2 separate regions of the Homo sapiens genome follow, and region 1 is linked to region 2. A link is an interaction called in ENCODE POLR2A ChIA-PET data of the cell type or tissue named here. Cell type or tissue: Panc1. All regions are shown on one strand. Links, peaks and the distances in the headings refer to the core of each region. The heading gives the core; the rest is flanking DNA. Region 1 overlaps LOC105378250 (a long non-coding RNA gene). Region 2 has its middle 25 kb from the start of CALCOCO1.

Region 1 (4,394 bases), core at 238-4,237, 75 kb after region 2:
AATTTTTTTGTATTTTTAGTAGAGACAGGGTTTCACCGTGTTAGCCAGGATGGTCTCGATCTCCTGACCTCGTGATCCACCCGCCTCAGCCTCCCAAAGTGCTGGGATTACAGGCGTGAGCCACTGCGCCCGGCCTAACACAATATGTATTCTTACTACTTGTTGTTGTTTGCTTCTTCTTGCTGGAATGTAAGTGACTTGAGTGGAGGGATTTTTTTGTGTGTGTGTTTTAATTGCTGTATCCCCAGTGCTGAATAGTTGAGGACCGGTAAATATTTGTTGAATGAATGAATAAGGGACCATGACTAGACATAGACTTCTAGAGAAGGCACACACAGAAAGAGAATATGAGAAGATTCTGTTTTTTGTTTGGCCTTAACTAATTTCTTCTAGACCTTGGATATATAACTCAGACCCTGTGTTCATGATGGCTTTTATACAGTTTACCTTTTCTTACGTGTTTTGAACTGTTTGCATTTAGAGCTGTTGGTGCACTGCGTACGCCATGGTTATTATTATTTAAAGCGGTCACCTTGAACACAAAGCCTCTACTCTTGTATTTCTGATTGCCTCCAACCATAATTGCAGAGGTACTTGAGTCAGGGCTTTGGAAACTCTGGGAAAGCTTAGATATCCAGAAACCTTTACTTTTTTTTCTTTTTCTTTTTTTTTTTGAGACATTGGTTTGACTGGCTCCAGAGTTTTCATTCTCTGGAAATTTTAAGGAAGAGCAAACTTATATAATTTGGGATCAGGAAAGGAGTTGTATTTACAAGCAAAGAGATTGATATAATCTCTAGGAGATGTTGCATTTTAAAGTCCACTTCTTGGAAGCTTTGAGACCTGAAATAATTATGTAGCAGCTCCATTGCTTTCCTCTCGTGAACGTTTATCAAGTTTCTAGGAGAGCACTTTGTGTCCACACTCTATTTGAAGTTGTTCAGCAGGAGCCATGAGGCCAAACTTCCGGATTGGCAAGATTGTTAGCACCCCAGCACGGGAACCAGTGGAACTTACTTCCTTGGAAAAATGTTTTGAAAAGGAAAGGTCCTGAGTGAGGGTAGTGCCCTTCTTAGAGACAGAGGAATGAACACAATGACCTTCAGGATGAAGGAGAGTGGGTGGGGTTGGCTGGGAAAACAAGACAGCCTTCAATGTAGTGGGCGGATTGTTGGATTCGACATGAGTTCTTCTTGGCTACTTGGGATGGAACTTTTGTTTTGGAGTTTGGAAAGAGCTCAGAGAATGAGAGAAACACAGGGAGTAGAAGGGAGGGAAGGAGGGAGCCAGGGGCATGATGGAATTCATACAAGCTGGCTTCATGTTCTCTGGCCTTTCTCTGTATTTCTTTAAGCACCTCCCCTGGGCCAAGCACCTCCTTTGGGAGAGACTGTTTCCTAATTAAACTGAGATCCACAGGCCCAGGGCCCTTATTAGGAAATATCCTTAGGAAATGCTCTTTAAATAGAAGATTGTGCGTATTCTAGTCTCCTGTTCCCACCTCTGTCTGGCCCTTTCTCTCTTTCAAAAAAAAAAATTCCTATTTCTAGGCATCCCAAGACATAGTTGTTAATCAATACAGCTATGTGTTTATTTTCTCTGTCCTAAGTGTCTCTTTTGGTTGCTCGGTACAATTGAGTAGATCCTTGTCCTGCGTAGCAAGGGTCGGTGGTGGGAGCATGGAATTCGGAAGGAACAGGTACATAGATCATGGCCCTGCCCTCTGGAGGCTTTTAGATATAAAGGAATTTAAGGGACATACCCAGGACACCATCAGACAGAAAGGGAAAACTAATTTCGGCTGAGCATCAGGGTTAGCTGTCAGTGCTGATGAAATGGGAAGGAAGGTTGGAGATAGGGAAATCAGTCAGGATGGCATAGGGAAGGCTTCTAGAAGTGGGGGAAAGATTGTAGAATAGGATTGAGAAGAGCTAGAGGGCCAAGACCAGATAGAAAGGAGTGAGGAGGGCACCTCTTGGCCACACCAGTAATTGATGCAGGCCAAACTTGCTGCATGCAGGGTAAGTCACAATGTGAGGAGCTGAGTTAGGAGTGGGGTAATAGGCTTGAGGGTAGAGGTGGGCATGATTAGGAAGGGGCTCTGACAGCTGGTTTGAAGAACCCAGACTGAATATAAACCATTAGAATAATTGCAGATTATTGCACAGGGAAAGATATTTCTGAGAATTGCATTCAAGGAAGATGTTTCTCTTTATTGTTAGACACTGGGCTGCAGTTAGGCTTTCTCAGGAGTCCCAATCATCTGTTTGCTTTTTCTTCTGTCAGTCTGGTTGTTTGTTTGTTTGTTTGTTCTGCATGCTTCTGTTTGAGTCATGGGTTTTGACTCAAACCCATGTAAGGCCCCTTTTCGGTTCCTTCTATTTTTCCCTTTCACCCCTCACCTCTATTTCTCATTTCCTTTCCTTGTGGGAGCCATCTGCTTTCATGTATTTAGTTAGTGCTCTTCCAATCCAAACTCTATATGTTTATTTAGAGACATTCAGCCATTCACCAAATATAAAGTGCCTGCTATGTGTTGAACAGAGTTGCAGGTGCTGAGAAGTTGTAGGTGCACAGTTGTAGGTGTTCACAGCAGTGAACAAAACAATCAAAACCTGCATTTGTGTTGCTTACGTTCTAGTGGGGTGAGAGGATTGTGAACAAATAAATGAGTGGATACGTTAAATAGTGATAAGTGCTATGCAAACAAAAAATCAGGGTAGGGGATAAGTTGTATTGTGGGTGGTCAGGAGCAGATTGCCGCTTTCTTCAGGGTGATGTAAGAAAGCTTCACTGAAACGTGTGGTGCATCAAATGCACATTAAAGACCAGCCATATGGACATCTAGGGTAGGAGTGGTTCAGGTGTGGGTGGACAGCAAGTACAAAGGCCCTGAGGCAGGTCTTGCCTGGTATGTTAGGAGGCCAGAAGGGTCAGTATAGGCCAATGCCCAGAGCAAAATGAGTGAGAAAAGAGAGAGAAACAGAAGGCTGGGAGGTAGCTGGGTCAGTGGCAAATCATGCAAGACTTTGTGGACCACTGTAAGCTCAGATCTTGGCTTATACTCTGAATAAGGAGGGAAACCAGGGGAAGGTTTTGAGCAGAGGAATTACATGATCTGATTTACATTTTAAAATAGATCTATCTGTATCCTTAAAAAATATAGTGTTATTTTGACCGCTTTTTAATGTACATAAATGACATTGTGCTATATGCTTTATCCTGCTTTTACTTTTTCCACTTAACATTGTTTCTGAGCTTTATCTATGTTGCTGTATGGAAATCAACTTCATTATTTCTGACCGCTATGCTCATACAGTAGATTTTATTACATATTCACCTAGTAATAGACATTTGGGTTGCCTCCAACTTTTTACTACCACAAACAGTGCTGTGATAAATATCCTTATCTCAGCCTCTTTATGAACCCAGAGAGTTTTCCTGCGGTGTATACCTAGCAGTGGGATTGCTGGGTTAGAGAGCGTGTGCACATTTAATTCCATGAAGACTGTACCAGGATGGTGGCCCTCACCAGCAGTGTGTGATAGTTTGTATCTTCTCATTTATTTCTCATATTGATCCTGTAAGGCAAATATTATCATTTCCATTTTATGGATAAGAGAACTGAGGCTTAGAGAGATTAAGCAAGTTATCAAAATTTATACAGTTAAGCAGAAGAGCTATGGCTCCACTCCAGAAAATTACTCAATATTCTTTGCTCTTACTACTGTAGTACCCAGTACTGCCTCTTCCAGAAATAACGTGAAGCAAATTGTTCATGCTGTGTTCCTCTTTTAATCATTTCTTCCTTTTAGGGCTGGCTGGACAGAAGACAGTATTCTTGAGGTCCAAAGAGCCACTAAAGGGAATCTGTGGCCTCCCTCTCAATCTGTGTCCATTTTAGGAATTGGGGTGTTGAAGGAAACTTGTGTACAATCCCAACAGAGCGGTAGGGAAGCAGGGCAGCGTGGCATAGGAGTTCACTTGAGTTTTGGCATCAGACAGTCTTTGTTCAAATCCTGGCACAACCATTTGTTCTCTGTGTGACTTTGCACGAGTTCTTGGCTTATCTAAATCTCAGTTTTCTAACGTACACAATGAAGACAACAATAGGACTTGTCTCTTAGAGTTGTTGTGAGGAAGCACAGGTAAAATACTCAATGTAGTGCCCATAGTAAATGTTCAATAAATGTCAGTTATTATTTTTGCTATAATATTTGAGCCTTGCCCTTTTCTTTCTTTCTTTTTTTTTTTTTTTGGGATGGAGTCTCACTGTCACCCAGGCTGGAGCGCAATGGCGTGATCTTGGCTCACTGAAACCTCTGCCTCCCAGGTTCAAGTGATTCTCCTGCCTTAGTCTCCCGAGAAGCTGGGATTACAGCTGTCTGCCACCA
Region 2 (4,394 bases), core at 181-4,180:
CCAGAAGAACTAACTCCCGGGTAGTCTGTACACACAGAAGATATTGAAATCCTCAGAGGAGCTGCATACAGATTTCCCTGTACTAAGCTAGACACCAAGACCCCAGACCCTTGTTCAGAGAGGCTTGAACAGCAGAGAATTCCTTCAGATTCATCCACATTTACATCCACAGATACAAAACAATATATACATACACTTGCAGGAATACATATACATACATACACTTACTTGCATGAAAGCACATACACACCTCTCTTAATCAAATGCAAAAATTACAAAGTCTACACTTAATAGGAACTCAGCAAATGTTTGTTCCCTCTTCCCATCCTCATTGCCTGCCCACCTCCTATAGGCAGGAAACTAAAGGATAAAAAAAGCTCTTTCCTTAAGTAAGGTTTTCTTTAAAATACTTGAAGATGGATACTATGAAGCCAAGACAAAGATGAATCAGACAAAATCAAGAAAAACGTGGGGATGGTTAGTGGGGGAATGATTCTGGACTCTTTCCTCTCTTTTGGGAGAACAAAATCTCAGAGAGGAAAAGAACACCATTGTTATTATTACTACGCCCTTACCCCGACTCATGGTGACAAACAGTTACTATGGGTATGGCAGTAATGCCGTTTGGAGCGACACTTCTACCGAGCTAAGTATTCATCATGCACTTGAGTGTGTTTGTGGAGGAAGCTCAGAAGGCCTCTTATCCAATCTCCCTCTGCAGCCTGAATCTCTTTCACAGTCAGCCTGCTGGGGAGCCAGCCAGCTTCAGCTTCAGTACTCCTGCTAAAATGGAGCTCTTAATAAGCAGTCTGCCCCTATCGATGGACAGCTGCAGGGATTAAAATATTCTTTGGTGCAATTGAAATCTGTTTTCTTTTAAATTTCAGAATATACTATTTCTAACTACCTGTCATATCTCCTTGAGTTATTCTAATGTTTGAATACCAGTTCAATCTAAGCATTAATTGTCCCTCTACATTAGCAATAACAATTAGATACCCATTGGGAAAATCAGGAGATTTTGATCTCCACAGATGACTGTCATGTACTTATCTTAAACCCTTGTTCTAATGGGTAATTCCTGATTAACCTGAGTAATGAAAATGTATCACAAGAAAGAAAGATTTGTCATGCCTTGTTATCACTTCATAAGGCCATCTTTCTAGATACCTGCCATAACATCAGGATATTTCCATCCCAATAAAACATGATCATGATGTGCTTGGCTAATAAAAAGGAAAAAAGCCGTGTGTTAAAAATATGTTTAAAATGATTTGCATGAGTGGTGTAAATATAAACCACCACCATCATCATTGTCAACATTATCCCCAGTTTATTTGCCTTTTGAAATCCCTGCCTGACCTTGAGGGTGGGAGGTTGATAAAGGAAGAGGGAGGCAGAAAATTAGCATCTATTAAATGCTTATTATTGCTAGGCACTGTGCTAAACACTCACAATAACCCTCTAAGATAGGTATTATTATGCTCTTACAGATGAGGAAATTGGGCTCAAAGAAGTTCAGGAACTTGCTCTAGGTCATACAGTTAGTAATCACAGGATCAAGATTTCAACCCAGGTAAGTGTAATTCCAAAGTCTGCACTCTTTCCCCTACACCTGGACTGGTTACATTTACTTTGACCTCAGCAGTGCCTCACTGAGTGGATCTATGCTGCTACTGATGTGACACTGGTCAGGAGACATGCTGGGCTCAATGATCCTTCCTAGACACCCAGAGTCCCAGAGGGGAGCCAGAAGTTCTGAACCTGACCTTTGGGGCTTCTGTGTTCAGTCACATTACTGCCTTCACCCAGGAGTGCCCACACGTAATCATGGGCACCGTCATTGTTGTGTGCAGTGTCACATCCAACACGCATTTGGACTCACACAGGCTGGCTACACCTTCCCATCTCCCAGGCGGTGGTGTGTGCAGCCAGCAGGGGTCGCCGGCACACCAGGAATTACCACTTTCTGGGTTTGTCTCCTGGCCCAACAGGATGGAAATGTTCCTCTTCCTGTGTTCTTCTAAAATCTTACATTAATCCCTTGCCTTCCCCGCCTTTCCCTCCTATCTCCTCCTATCCCCACAGAGCCAGTAGGTTTCTTACGACAAGCTGGGTAGTAGTAGCCCAGTAAGTAACACCCTAAGCTGCTGAACCCCAACCTAGACCAGAGATCAGGGATTCTGGCAGCCAGTTCTGCTTCAGGAATGGCCAGGGAGCTAAGAAGCCTGGAACACCCAAGCTTCTGGATCAGCCTTGGCTGGGGAGGACTCTCCCTCCTCTCAGTGCTTCCTCCAACTCATCTCAGCATCTGCCACTGTACCTGTCTTGACCATTCTTTCCTGTCTCAACGTCCATGTAAGCATCTGTCTCAGGATCTTCGGACCCTCAAGGCCCTGTAGCTCCCTCATCTTGGGAGGGCCTAAGAATGCAGGAGGAGGCAAATCTCTAGTGATCTGTGGCCAGGGGTTTCAGAGGAGAAATCATGGTTTGGGTAATACAGGGGAGGGATCCAGGTACCCTGCCTCACAACAGTAAGTGGGGGCCAGTCATTTGCTATCTGTAGGAAAGGAGTCCAGACACTGTCTGTGGAGGTAGCTGTGTCTGCCTTTTGGGAGGGACATCTCTTTTCTGCACCTCGTCTCTCCCCTGCTATAGCAACAGTGCCTCAGCTTTTCCATCCCCCCATCTCTCTGTTGACCCCCTCCCCTCAACTCCTGGAGCCCACTGATTGGCGGCTGCCTGCTGCAGGGCCAGCTAGGTTTATGGCTTTGCGGCAGCTGGGGAGAAAACGAGGCCAGAGACAGAAAAATGGAAACCTATCAAGAAATCAAGGATGGTGAGAGTAAGAGAAAGAGAGTCAGAGATAGAAGCAGAAAGACTCCAAGAATAATAGAAACAAAAAATCAAAATGATGAGAGGCACAGACTGAAGCGGAGACAGATACAAAGAAAATTGTAGAGATACTGATAAAAGATGATGAAAAGGTGATAGGGATGGGGAGAAGAGGGAGAGAAAAGCACAGACAAAACCATTAGGATAAATCCTGGGAGTAGGGATGTGCATGGCTTTCTAGGGGGACAGGAGTTGCTGGTAGTAGGTAGAGGCTGAGGCTGTCATTTAGGGACTCCCAGAAATCATTTGGTGGTACAGAAGAGGCTGGAGGATCTTGCAGCCAGTCCCAGTTCTCTCCACACCTGTTCCATGTCCATTTCCACACCCTCCTCCTGGAGTTGTTTTTGTTTGTTTTAAGACAGAGTCTCTTTCAGGCTAGAGTGCAGTGGCATGATCAGGGCTCACTGCAGCCTCGACCTTCCAGGTTTTAAGTGATCCTCCTGCCTCAAGCCTCCTAAGTAGCTGGGACTACAGACATGCACCACCATGCCTGGCTAATTTTTATATCTGTGGTAGAGATGGGGTTTCACCATGTTGCCTAGGCTGGTCTCGAACTCCTGACCTCAAGTGACCCACCTGCCTTGGCCTCCCAAAGTGCTGGGATTACAGGTGTAAGCCATTGCGCCCTGCCTCCCTCCTGGAGTTTTAAGGCTATTGCAGGTCCTCCTTAAGGATGACCCATGACCTAGTATGGAAGGATCTTGTTCCATGTTCCATGAAATGCAAGGGAAAACTGAGGTCTGAGATTTGGGAGGAATTTTAATATTAGAGCTACCCTTTTTTGAGCATGAAATAACTTGCAAGGTTGTTAGTTCTCTGTCATGGCATCTCATTTGACACATATCGCTTTTACCTTATATTACGGTTATTTCTCTGTATTGTCTTTTTGCTAATATATAAGCTCCTTAACAGCAAGATCTGTGTCAGCCCTTCTTTGTGGCTCCCACAGTGCCTTGTTCTTATTAAGTGAACCAATGAATGGCCCCTGGAGATGTTTAAGCAGAGGTTGGATGACTACCAACGAGAGATGTGGTCCAGGGAATTTCTTTACTGAATGAGTAACTGGAAATATATCTCTAAGAGCATTTTTGGTTTTGAGGTTCTGTGAGCCCATACATATGAACCGGGCTTTCCTGGTTCTTTCCCTACTTCTCCAAATATGCAGAGGTAAGAGGAAAAGTGGGAAACTCAAGATTACCAAGTACCTACCATGTGCCAGGCTTTGTACAAGGCATTTTACACATCTGATCTCATTCAATCTTCTCAATAACAGGCAGGTGTTAGCCACAGTTTGCAAAGAGGGCTTAAGATAGATGAAGTTTATATAGGGACATAAAGCCTGGGTGATTTCCATAATACCATGTTTCTTATAATTCGAAAGATTTACATAGTTTTAGAAAGGAGGAAAGGCAAAGAGGGAGTTGAGAAATGAAAGAAACAGGGAGAAGACATGGCTTCTAAATTCAGGGTTGGGAGAGAGATTCTGGACTCCAAGCCAG

What was found. Peaks named below come from ENCODE experiments on the same cell type or tissue, not always from the same donor. Only the 100,000 strongest peaks of a DNase experiment are listed, where the experiment ranks them.
Region 1: POLR2A ChIA-PET joins it to region 2 with 6 read pairs; 2 of 35 experiments call an interaction of 5 or more read pairs at or near these places.

What each region holds. Positions count from the first base shown.
Region 1 is chr12:53,774,732-53,779,125 of GRCh38, forward strand. The region is part of intron 1 of LOC105378250 (a long non-coding RNA gene); the gene reads left to right. Among named protein-coding and RNA genes, the nearest start is that of CISTR, 25 kb to the left of the region's middle. In Panc1, for the core only: no CTCF peak of the experiment used is centred there; a DNase peak (open chromatin) is centred at 2,340; H3K27ac peaks cover 4,000 bases.
Region 2 is chr12:53,700,029-53,704,422 of GRCh38, forward strand. No RefSeq gene overlaps it. Among named protein-coding and RNA genes, the nearest start is that of CALCOCO1, 25 kb to the right of the region's middle. RefSeq lists an enhancer at 1,757-2,051. In Panc1, for the core only: CTCF peaks have their summits at 1,935 (motif pointing right) and 2,188; a DNase peak (open chromatin) is centred at 1,943; H3K27me3 peaks cover 651 bases.